Regions from separate parts of the Homo sapiens genome. Here region 2 is linked to region 1. A link is a contact called in ENCODE Hi-C or POLR2A ChIA-PET data. All regions are on one chromosome and are shown on one strand. The core of a region is the stretch at or near the end of the contact, and the rest is flanking DNA. Distances in the headings are between cores, read along the strand shown. Region 1 overlaps SIK2 (salt inducible kinase 2). Region 2 overlaps ALG9 (ALG9 alpha-1,2-mannosyltransferase).

Evidence for each region. A loop is a pair of places that touch in the nucleus more often than their neighbours do. ChIA-PET counts read pairs that join two places held with the same protein, here RNA polymerase II (POLR2A). Pooled maps may share reads with other maps.
Region 2: a loop to region 1 is called in a pooled map, with 3 times the contacts of the local background. The contact joins two enhancer-like sites. A Hi-C loop is called at or near these places in 7 of 37 single-sample maps with no recorded cell type and 10 of 50 pooled maps. POLR2A ChIA-PET finds 5 or more read pairs at or near these places in 1 of 52 experiments (H1).

The regions. Positions count from the first base shown.
Region 1 is chr11:111,692,903-111,698,896 of GRCh38, reverse strand. All of the region lies in intron 4 of SIK2 (salt inducible kinase 2), which reads right to left. It also overlaps a transcript of PPP2R1B not described here. Among named protein-coding and RNA genes, the nearest start is that of PPP2R1B, 70 kb to the left of the region's middle. RefSeq lists an enhancer at 5,762-5,994. Within about 2 kb of position 3,861, at least 3 of the 41 ENCODE cell types and tissues checked have a DNase peak (open chromatin) inside an H3K27ac peak, as active enhancers do.
Region 2 is chr11:111,835,626-111,841,786 of GRCh38, reverse strand. It overlaps ALG9 (ALG9 alpha-1,2-mannosyltransferase), which reads left to right. Exons shown (of 15, transcript NM_024740.2): 10 at 978-1,132; 11 at 3,388-3,538; 12 at 4,172-4,319; 13 at 5,493-5,622. Among named protein-coding and RNA genes, the nearest start is that of ALG9, 33 kb to the left of the region's middle. RefSeq lists an enhancer at 2,284-2,785. Within about 2 kb of position 4,851, at least 2 of the 41 ENCODE cell types and tissues checked have a DNase peak (open chromatin) inside an H3K27ac peak, as active enhancers do.

The DNA of each region.
Region 1 (5,994 bases), core at 2,612-5,111:
TTAATTTCACTCACAGGATAAAGCAGCACAAGAAGCTCTCGGATGTGTGTTCAGAGATCCTGAAATACATACAATAATTGCTGCACTTTAAACCATAATCACAGGATGAGTTTTAGTGCCTGTAAATTGAGGATACTCTCCAAATAGCACTGGTAAGGTTGTTTTTCTTTCTTTCTTTTCTTTTTTGAGATAGGGTCTTGCTCTGTTGCCCAGGCTAGAGTGCAATGGCACGATCTCAGCTCACTGCAGTCCTCGCACCTCAACCTCCTGAGTAGCACAGGTGTGCTCCACCACACCAGGCTAATTTTTGTATTTTTAGTAGAGACAGGGATTTGCCATGTTTCCCAGGCTGGTCTCCAACTCCTGGGCTGACGCAATCCACCCGCTGTGGCCTCCCAAAGTGCTGGGATTACAGGTGTGAGCCACCACCTGGCCCATTGGTAAGTTTTAATGTCTCCAGGAGCCCTTATAGAGCCACTTCATTCTGAACTTCCCCACAGCTGGTGAAATAAACTCAAAGGAGTGAATGGGACAGAGGCCTGTCAAGAAGGTGGCCTGGCCTCTTTATTGCCTTAGGCTCTCATAGTACACTTCACAGGCAAGAGAACAAGAGCTGGGAACACTTCTCTGGACCCGTGGTAGCCCAGTTTCAACCTCTGCTTTACAAATCTAGCACAAAGAAAGCTTCCTGTTTGCTTACAGGAGGAGTGGTACTAAGCAGTTATTTCTATTTTCTGTAGGTAATATGAATATAGAAACTTGGGTCTATAGGGATATTAAAAGAAACACTGAAAGACAGGCTCACTAAGCTGTTACAATATTACATGTGCTGAGGTCTTCTATAACCTTGTCAAAGCACTTCAAATGTTATATTTATATATTCTTTTGAGACTGGTCTTGCTCTGTTGCCCAGGCTGGAGGGCAGTGGTGTGAATCACAGCTCATTGTAGCCTTCATCTCCCAGGCTCAAGTGATCTTTTTGCCTCAGCCTTCCAAGCAGCTGGGACCATAGACTCACGCCACCATGCCTGGCTAATTTTTTTTTCCTTTTTTCTTTTCCTTTTTTTGGGTAGAGACAAGGTCTCACTATGTTGTGTAGGCTGGTCTTAAACTCCTCGGCTCAAGTGACCCTCCTGCCTCAGCACCCAAAGTGCTGGGATTACAGGTGTGAGCCACTGCCCTCTGCCAAACACTGTATTTGTAATCATCTGAAGAATGGGTTAAGGAAGACTTTGGTGTTAGGCAGATTGGGGATCAAATCCTGGGTTTTCTATTAGCTATGCAATCTTGGACAAATTACTTAACTTCTTAGAGCCTTGGTTTCCTCATTTGAAAAATAGGGACAACACTTACATTTCATGAAGTAGTTGAATTAATAGAAATAGATATTATATTGCGATTGAAACATAGTAGGTAGTCAATAAACAGAAGCTATCATTGCTATTATTATTTATTATTTTACTTATCTGTCTATCCCATCAGACTAAGTTCCTCGGGAGCAGGGAATGGGGGACAACATTCTGTACTCCCAGCTCTCAGCATATCATCTGCAGACAACAGCTGCTCGATAAAGATCTGCTAGATGAATATGTTGTTCCCACCTCTTAAAAGTGCTTTACTATGTGACAGGAGCTGATTTAAACTCTCTGAAGATAATTTCTTCTTAGTTCTATGAAGTATCCTTATTTTAGGAGAAAGTGAGGGTATAAAGTTAAGTATTTTGCCAGAGGTTATACAGCTAGCTACTAAGTTGCAGCAGTGGAATAGAAACCAAGTTTAACTACTTCGAGCCTTCATTGTTAACCACCACCTTTATGTCTCTCACTGGCATGTCAAAAATAGTTATTTTTGAAGAAGTTAATAATTGTCAGGGTTAAAAAGTGGCAGCAAAAGACACTTAAAAATAAGAGCCTTTTAATTTCTTCACAGGAATCTGGATAACTTGCTTCACCCAGTCTGCAGCTTTCTGCCTAAATGCATATAGTGAAGTGGGAGGTGAGTAGGGGGGGAATGAAATGTGAAAATGCAGGATTTATTTCTTACTGCCATTTATTCAAATGAAATGGACTATACTCATGCTTCATCATACTAACCACATTCATTCATTCCTTCATTAAACATCAGCATTCCATACACATGTCAACCACTGTACAAACACAGAAGTCTTGCAACAACACAAAATAATAAGACTCCACATCATCATCTGACTTTTGGAAAACATTATGAAAACAATCACTTGGGCATTCGTCTCTCTCTCTACCAGACTCAGATCCAGCCTAGCCCTGCTAGAAAGCAAACATCTTTCTAGTTTAATGTCTTCTCTAATTGTGATATGCAGGTTAATACCTAAAACTATGGCTATGTTCCTCAGACATTCTGCTTGCTATTATAAACAAAACATTTATGCCATGCCACGTGGCTTCATTTTGACTTTTTTAAACTTTTAATTTTGAAATACTTTTAGATTTATAGAAGAGTTGCAACAGTAAATTCAGAATTCCCCATACCCTTCACCCAGCTTCCTCTAATGTTAACATTTTACATACCTACAGTATAATTATCAAAACTAAGCTTCAATTATCAAAACACTGATTCACTACTATTAATTAAACTACAGACTTAACATTTCATGAGTTTTGTCACATGTTCCTTTTCAGTTCAGGGATTCCACATTGCATTTAGCCTCATGATTCCTTAGTCTTCTCCAATTTGTATTCATATTCTCTCACCTGGGTTCTATATGGCCTGAAATATTTATAGAAGAGGATTAGGGGTAGAGTCTTTAATTACAGATCAGTTATCGACTCTCATGAAAATCAACTAGGCCTCAAAAGCTGAGTCCTCTGTCTCTTACTTAATTAACCAGCCGCAGCAGACCAAGGATATATCTGAACACAGCCCTAGAGCTGCTATTGTTTTCTGCTCTGTATTTTGAAAGTTGACTGACTGACCTATATGGTCCTAACAAAAACCATTATCACTGTCATCACTAAATTATATAAATTATCAGTGCCCAAACATCATTAGCAAAGGCACAATGTTTTAGGAATAAGAGGGTCTTGCATAGAGTAAATAAGCTAACTCTGATGATTGTTGTCTAATGGGAACCAAATACAAAATGGAGAATTCTGTTTGTTGGAATGAAATAATGAAATAAATCAAATACTAACATGTATATAAATCACCTGGGGAAACTGCTAAAGTGCAGATTCTGACTCAGTACATTTAGGGATGGGCCTCAGATTCTGCATTTGTAACAAGCTCTGATGTGATGCTCATGCTGCTGGTCTCCAGACCACTTTTTGACTAGCCAGAAAACAGAATAAAACAGAGGCGGTGAAAAATATACATAAGATTTAAACAGTTTGTCAATGTTTACTGTTGCAAAAGATTACACTTGCTAAATACTTTTAGGTTTTTTATTTAAATAGGAGATTAAATAAGAAAATCGTTAGGTTAAACTAAGTCCTTTTTTTTAAAACAGGAAAAAAGCACACAAAACATTGAAAACCAATCTTCAAGCTAAGGAAAAGTAAATGATTTCTAGGAATCAACACCACTGAGGCAATTTTTAATCTCCAGCAGTGTGTTATAATGTCTAATTTATAATTTAAAAAATCCTCCTACAGAGCAGCAGATGGCTTTAGGGTTAAATTTATCCTTGTTTCTAAAATTACCAGCAGAATTCAGCTACCCAGCCTCGATGAAGAGTTACACATCCTTTGTAATTATAATAGGAGTGAAGAAGACAATTATGAGGAAATGAAAGCTGACAAATGAGAGGTGGAGAGTGATAGAGATGAAGCTGACCCATTGCACAAACTGAATGTGGATCGGCCAACACTGACGTCAATGCATACTTTGTTGCCCACCAGCACGAAAAGGTCAGTTGCACAGTTCATTTCCAAACATCAGTCACTCTCCCATCTGACAGGAGGGAAGGGAACAATCATCACAGTTGAGATGAAATGTGATCCTGCTGACCAATGTAAGACATCTATTTGTCCAGTCAGAGAGTTCAATGAGCTAAGAAGCAAATAAATAATCTTCCTTAGCTTAAATGAAGGGGAAGAGAAATGAAGAGGGAAAAAAAAATCAAATCAAACCAAACCCTTTGAGCCATCTTCCATATTCCCAGCTTACTGTGGAATGCTAAGTAGGACTTAAGGATACAAAGTTTCATTGTGCTTTTTGATGTAAAGCTCTTTTTACTTTTTACGTAATGCTAGTGGCAGAAGGATAACAAATGGAAGACTTACAATAAATATTTTCCCAATAAAAATAAAATACTTAAAAATTTTTAAAAAATATTTTTCCTATCTTTGCCTCTCCTACCCTTTTTCAGTTCTAGGGGACAAATCTGAAATCATATATACAGAAACCTTGACTCAAGGTCATCTAGTAAGTAGGAAGGTTGCTAGAAGCAATGATGGGCCACTGCCTCAAATCAGAAAGGAAGCATTCCTCTTGGGCTAAAGACAAGTGACTCGTGATGTACAGGTCAGATTAATCAGGCTAATTATACAATACTAATTACATTTAAGGTCTCTCTCAGCAAAAAATTAAGTTGCATCAACCAGAGACAATTGAGAATATGTGAAAAACTTTCCTTGGTCCTAAAAGGTTTGTATTAATAAGGCTTTAAAGCCTTAGTTAATTAAAAAAACATGCCGAGAGGGTTATATGGCTATTAAAATTTTAAGGCTTTGTTTTCACAGGGAATCAATTATACATTGAATACAAATAATAGCTACCTTGTATTGAGTGTTTACATGGTGCCAGGAGCTTTATCTAACAATTTATTTAACAAACAGTTAACTAGCACTGTGTGCCGGGCACTGTTCTAAGTACCCTACAAATATCAACTCAAGTAATAATCACTATGAGATATGAACTTTTATCACTCTCCCTTTACAGATAAGGAAACTGAGAAGAGAGAAGTCAGGAAACGTGGTCAAGGTCACAAAGCTAGTAAGTGGCAGAGATAGGATTCAAACTCAGGTATCCTGACTACACAGCCCATACTCTGACCTATTACCCTACATCGACTCCCTGTCTCCAATATTATCACCAATCCCTATAATCTGTTCCTGAAAAACAGATTTGTATTTAATAGATATGGAAACTCAGGCCTAGAAAGTGTAAATAATCGGCCCAAGGTTATAGCTACTAAGTGGCACAGACAGAATTTGCACCAGCACTGCTACTCAACTCAGTACTCTACATGAAGCCCTGTTTGACGTGTGATTAATTCATAGATTTTTATCCTTATTTAAGTATTTATTATAAACATTTTAGATTGGGAAAGTTGGAGAATAAAACTAAATATTCCTCATCTATTTTATTCTCAACTTAATGCCTGAACAGCCAGGGCCAAAACAGGTGGAAATAGTACTGCAATTACTAAAACTACTGAAAGCCAGTATTTGCATTCAGCCTCCTACTGTGAATGTCCTCACACTCACTTTTTACAAAGGTTGCAGGTCTCATGGTTGAGGCAATGAGTACACACTGGTGTGGGTGAATCCATGGCTCATTAGTGTCTCAAGTTTTTTTTTTTTTTTTGAGACGGAGTCTCCTCTGTCACCAGGCTGGAGGGCAGTGGCACAATCTCGGCTCACTGCAACCTCTGACTCCCTGGTTCAAGCGATTCTCTCCTGCCTCAGCCTCCTGAGTAGCTGGGATTACAGGCATGCACCACCATGCCCAGCTAATTTTTGTATTTTTAGTAGAGACGGGGTTTCACCATGTTGGCCAGGATGGTCTCGAAATCCTGCCCTCGTGATCCGCCCACCTTGGCCCCTCAAAGTGCTGGGATTACAGGCGTGAGCCACTGCGCCCGGCCTGTCTCAAGTTTTTACCCACGGGGAAAACAAAACCTGGAAACTGATCTCAAAGCCATGTTTCTGTTATTTATTAAAATGAACCATGTTTGATACTTCTATTCCATTTTGTTTTATAAACACAAAAATATTTTAATTTTGTGCTTCTCTT
Region 2 (6,161 bases), core at 3,602-6,101, 140 kb before region 1:
CAAGAATTTTTATCCTTAAAGAATTTCTACAGTGAAAGTGATAGCCTAGGAATGCTAAATTAGGCATAGCTAAAGTGGATCTTGACGATAATCCTGATCTTGTAAACTGGCTTACTGTTAACATGGTGGACACCAGGGGGCGCTGTCTATCTACCATTTGCCCGCATTTGCGTTGCTCATTATCACTCCTGTAAACGCAGTAGGAGATGCCTTCACTGTGGGTTGCAGGCTTATCTCTCATTTCTCATGTACCTAACCACGGGAACTTTCCAGCAGGTTCTTGGGTTTTAGTGTTCATTACATTCCTTTAATTCTTTCACATGCTTTAAGTACATTTTTGTTCCAATTTGGGGATCCGGAGTGGATGAGTATTGCAAAATGGAGAGAAAACAATCACTGAACTTCCTTTAAGAGCATTTTTATGTTTGCCTTGAAACAAACTCCGTCATTTGTGGCTTGATGAAAACCAGTAATGAATTTGAGAATCCAACAATTTTGTTTTCCTTTGATCCATGGCTATTTGAACAGACTGATTGGTGTATAGATAAGAGACACCAATTAAACAGAACATTGGAATTAAAACCCCAGAAATGAATTTATGTTATGCTTTTGGTTAAACTCAGGAACTTTTCGTCTTAGTGGCAGGACTCATTAAAGGAGACGGCTTATTTTTCCTTCATCTAACGTAGAATTTATTAAGTTCTATTAGCCATTAACTTGACATTTATATGTGTCCTAACCAAATCTAGTATTGTGCTTGTTGTTAGAGTTTAGATCTCTTGGGAGAGCTAAGGAGTATATTCTTCTCTCCTTTTGATGCCTTTATGGCATTGGAGAAAGTGTGAATACAAGAGTAGAAACATTCTATGGAGTGTCCTAGGGCATACTCCTAAATTTGAGATCAAGATAACACTAAAACTAAATATGTTGTTTTGTTCTAATATAATGAAAGATGGGTATTTTTCTGTGTCTTGCAGTTCAGAATTTAGGCCACCCGTATTGGCTTACCTTGGCTCCAATGTATATTTGGTTTATAATTTTCTTCATCCAGCCTCACAAAGAGGAGAGATTTCTTTTCCCTGTGTATCCACTTATATGTCTCTGTGGCGCTGTGGCTCTCTCTGCACTTCAGGTGAGTTTCAGGGAGAAGTGTATCTGCCTCATTCTTTTTTACTTATTAAATAATTGCTCACAAACTTAAGTGCAAATTACAGAATGCTTCCACCTAAGATATTTTATCCATAACATTAAACCTGATATAGATCATATTATTAAACCTTCTTATATTGATTGCTTAGCTGTTTACCATACTTGTATTTGCTGATTACATGTTTGCAGTGTTAATTTGTGTGTTACTTTGCCTCTGTTACCAACAGGAATCCAATTGCAGAATTCCATTCTGTGGCAGAAGTAATGGAATGTCTGCTCTTTGAACTGCTAGATCATAACAAAACTTGCTCAAGAGTTTGGGATCACAGCAGGCAGTTCACAGTATGGGGCACTTTGTAATCCTGGTTGAAAACCTGCCCAGGTCAATTCTCTGGCAGAGCTCATCTTAACTCTGTTTGAATATCTCTGTACTTACGGCTTCAGTAGCCTCAGAACCCTGTATTGCCCTCTGCTACCATTTGCAGTTGGCAGAAAAAAAATAATTAGGATGATAGGTTTTTTTCTTAACAGGTTTTTTGAGATATAATTCACAAACCATACAGTTTACCTATTTAAAGGGTATGATTCAGTGGTTTTTAGTCTATTCACAGATGTGTGCAGTTGTCACCACAGTCAGTTTTAGATCAAAAACCCTGTACCCTTTAGCTATTGTTCCCCCATTCCCTTTCTCATCTCTCACCAGCCCTAAGTAACCATTAATCTACTTTCTGTTCTTATAGATTTGCCTATTCTGAACATTTCCTATACATGGAAACATATGATATGTGGTCTTTTGTGACTGGCTTTTCTTAACATAATGTTTTCAAGGTTCATCAATATTAGGTGATAGTTTTAAAAAATAATTTTAATTATAAAAGTAATTGAACTTTATTGCAGATAATTTAGGAAGTAGTAAAAGAAAAATTAGTCACATTAACCTAACAAAAACTCCTCCCAGCATTTTTGTATATCATATACCAAGGTTTGTTATAGTTGTAATAATAAGTATACATGTAACTTTATATCCCCCCCCCCCTTTTTTTTTTTTTGAGACGGAATCTTGCTCTGTCGCCCAGGCTGGATGGAGTGCAGTGGCGCAATCTCGGCTCACTGCAAGCTCTGCCTCTCGGGTTCACACCATTCTCCTGCCTCAGTCCCCCGGGTAGCTGGGACTACAGGCGCCCGCCACCACGCCCGGCTAATTTTTGTATTTTTAGTAGAGACGGGGTTTTCACTGTGTTAGCCAGGATGGTCTCGATCTCATGACCTTGTGATCCTCCCGTCTCGGCCTCCCAAAGTGCTGGGATTACAGGCGTGAGCCACCGCACCCAGCCACTTTATATCCCTTTTAATTTAATATTGTAACATTCTCTGTGCTTATCATTTTAGTAGCTGTAGAATGTTCTGAGTTGGATATAATATATAGCATTATTATGTAATATGTAATATATTGACTTGACTTTATATAATGTAATTATTGGATATAATTCATGGTAGAATTTAGGTTGCTCATTTATTCAGTATTATGCTAGGATAAATATCTTCATTTAGATATTTAGATTGATTCCTCAGGATAGATTCCAAAAAATATGAAAAAGGTTCAAACAGATTTATGCCATTTGTTATATATTGGAAAATTGCTTTCTGTAAGTAGTTTCTGTCTAGAAGGGAAGGAAGGAAGGGAAGAAGTCTGAGTAGAAGGTACTCAAAGACAGCAGAATTCATGCATGTGTGTTTATATTATATTCATCTAGTTTGTAAAGTCATTCAGCATATAATTAAGAGCATGTTCCTAGTGTTCTATAAGGGGAATTCTTTTTTCTTATTTGGTCATGAGACCTTTTTTTGATACTAATAGCTTTGATAAAAACTTTGATAGTAAAGATTAGTACTCATTATATCAAAAACAAATTGGAATACTTTATATATCAAAACTACCAAAAAAGCATTGCTTAAATATTTAAAAAAAATAACTTATTAGGACTATAAATGCTAGCAAAATATTCAAATAATTTTCCTATGAAGCTAGTGAGATTTTATTGTTGGCAAGCCCTCTGCCTGGCCAAGACTACAGGTAGTCTTAGAGGAGTTGGCTTTTATCTTAGAGTTTGGAGTAGGTACCTCACTGTTGGCAAATGCTCAGATCCCTAATAGAACCTCTTTTTTGGCTTCGCTCTTGATGTTACTGTGATGTCTTGTAATTATGTATATTCTACAAATTATATTTTCTTTTATCAGCACAGTTTTCTGTACTTCCAGAAATGTTACCACTTTGTGTTTCAACGATATCGCCTGGAGCACTATACTGTGACATCGAATTGGCTGGCATTAGGAACTGTCTTCCTGTTTGGGCTCTTGTCATTTTCTCGCTCTGTGGCACTGTTCAGAGGTAGATCTTCTAAGAATATCTTAACCTACACTGACGAGTCACTTGCTCTTAGGTTTTACTTGATTCATGATTATATAATACATATTTGGCTTATACTAAGAAGCCATTTCTAAAAAGAGAACCTGTAGACTTAATATTAATGAGTGGCATATGACTTCTGTATCTTAGGATTGAAGAGAAGATTGAGAATTCCTTTTAGTGTGATTAACTGTACATTTTTTGTCTATTTTTGTTGTTTTTTTCTTTTAATGGATGCTGATAAATTAAGGAAGCCTTAAACTTAAAATGCAAATTTGGGCTAACATTTCATGATTATATTCTTTCTTATAATCATTGTTTGGATCCATAATATTAAAAATATGCTCAAGGAAAATGAAGGTAAAAAGAAGAAGGAGCATAGAGAGGGGCAAGAAAGCCAATTATTTTTTGCAGAATAGGGCCTCTGCTGTAACCGTGTTCCCAGCTAGAGAGACATTTTATACCTGCAGAGCAGGCTTCATGCTGGAATGGCTATGGCCCTTCCTGCCTTTTAAATTTCCTGTGGCTTACAGTGCGACATTAATGAGCAGTATAATTAAAGTGAGAATCTCATCTTACTCATCTCTGGCTCTCACTAACTGTTCTCCCTTCCAGGATATCACGGGCCCCTTGATTTGTATCCAGAATTTTACCGAATTGCTACAGACCCAACCATCCACACTGTCCCAGAAGGCAGACCTGTGAATGTCTGTGTGGGAAAAGAGTGGTATCGATTTCCCAGCAGCTTCCTTCTTCCTGACAAGTAAGTTGTCCTTTAATTCCTAGGGTTTTAAATGAAGGAGTAAATAGAGCAGTTCTATATCAGTGTCTTCTAATTTTTGTTTTCTTTTGGAGTTTTCACAGAGAGTTATTGAATTATCTACCACGTCGGAGAGCTGTGGGGCCTGTGTACTGTGTACCTGCCTCCTGTGTTCATTAGGCTTATTAGGCTGAGGGCTGGGTCTAGGTAGACATTCTGCACTGCCCATAACTGCAGGTGTCTGGGGACTTCTGAAAATGCCCTGGGTCCTAGGCTTTTGCCAGTGGCTCTTCGTGGGGATTCATATTTACATTTCTATAATGATCTGATGTTAATCCTCTTCTAAAAGTGGTCTAGAAACTCCAGCTAGAAGAGAGAAGACATTCTTGACCCAACAGTAGTGAAAGTTCTCCACCATTATGTGGACACTGGGGAAGGCTGTGGTTAAAATGTCTATACCAGTTTCCTTTATGCTTTCTGTGGTTCTGAGAGCATAGGCCCTAAAGTTCTTTGTAGTTTGCTTCATTTGGCCAGAGAAGAGTCCTGTGTAGGTTAAAGGGAAATCTGGTTAAGATGAGTCATGTTGCTCCATTTGAGAAATGGCTTCAGTAGCTTGGCTTTACTGGGTAGTAGTTTCTTATGCTTCATAAAGACCCTGTGTCAGTCATTAATGATTAAATTAAAACTTGTTTTTTAAGTGTTGACTTTAGCCTTTGCCTTTTACGTTTGAAATAGTTTTATAGATAAAGATATGTTTGAGGGTTACTCCGGAACAAAGTATTTCTCCCATAGTGTGTTCTCAGTGCCATATATTACATTTCATTCTTTTTCTCTACACCTGATAATTTGCTTTATTTGATAAGTCTCTCTGCCCACATAGTAATTGACAATAAGCATTGGCACTTCTCTGGTTTTTTGATGATATGACCATTTGGTTGTGAATTTCACTGCTAACAGTTGGTGAAATGGGTCAAGAGACATCTAATTATAAATTTCTCAATGATTTTGGACTGACTTGTGACCTCTGCCTCTGTGCTCCCTGGTTGAGGTTTTAGCAGAAATATTTTTTCTTCAAGAGAAATGTTTTTCACATGATTTTCCTGGCTTGTTTGTTTCAAGTACATTTAGCAATATTATCCCCCTGTGTTTTTCTTATTCTCCTTGTGTTTCTGACAGTTGGCAGCTTCAGTTCATTCCATCAGAGTTCAGAGGTCAGTTACCAAAACCTTTTGCAGAAGGACCTCTGGCCACCCGGATTGTTCCTACTGACATGAATGACCAGAATCTAGAAGAGCCATCCAGATATGTAAGGGCTACATTCTCTTCTTGCTTCTCTGAAAAGAATTCTATGCCTAAAAGTCTGTTGGTGTGTATATTAGAGCATTGATAAAATGAGAATTTCTTAGAAAGCAATTTTTTTAAGGCCGGGTGCTGTGGCTCACACCTGTAATCCCAGCACTTTGGGAGACGGGCGGGATAATTGCTTGAATTCAGAAGTTCGAGACCAGCCTGGGCAACATAGCAAGATCACATTTCTACAAAAAATTAAAAAATAAGCCAGGTGTGGTGGCTTATGCCTGTAATCCCAGCCTTTCAGAAGGCTGAGGCAGGAGGATCACTTGAGCCTCGGAGTTCAAGGCTGCAGTAGGCCATGATTCCGCTACTGCACTCCAGCCTGGGCAACAGAGTGAGACCCTGTCTCAGAAAAAAACCGGATATTTTTTAGGATGAGGGGTATAACAGCTTTTGTTGAAAAACAGTAAACAGTATCACTTTTATTTTCAAATTAACCTCTTTATTTTCTATGTAAAATGTATAATTTAATTTTGAAGGTTTTGGGTAGGC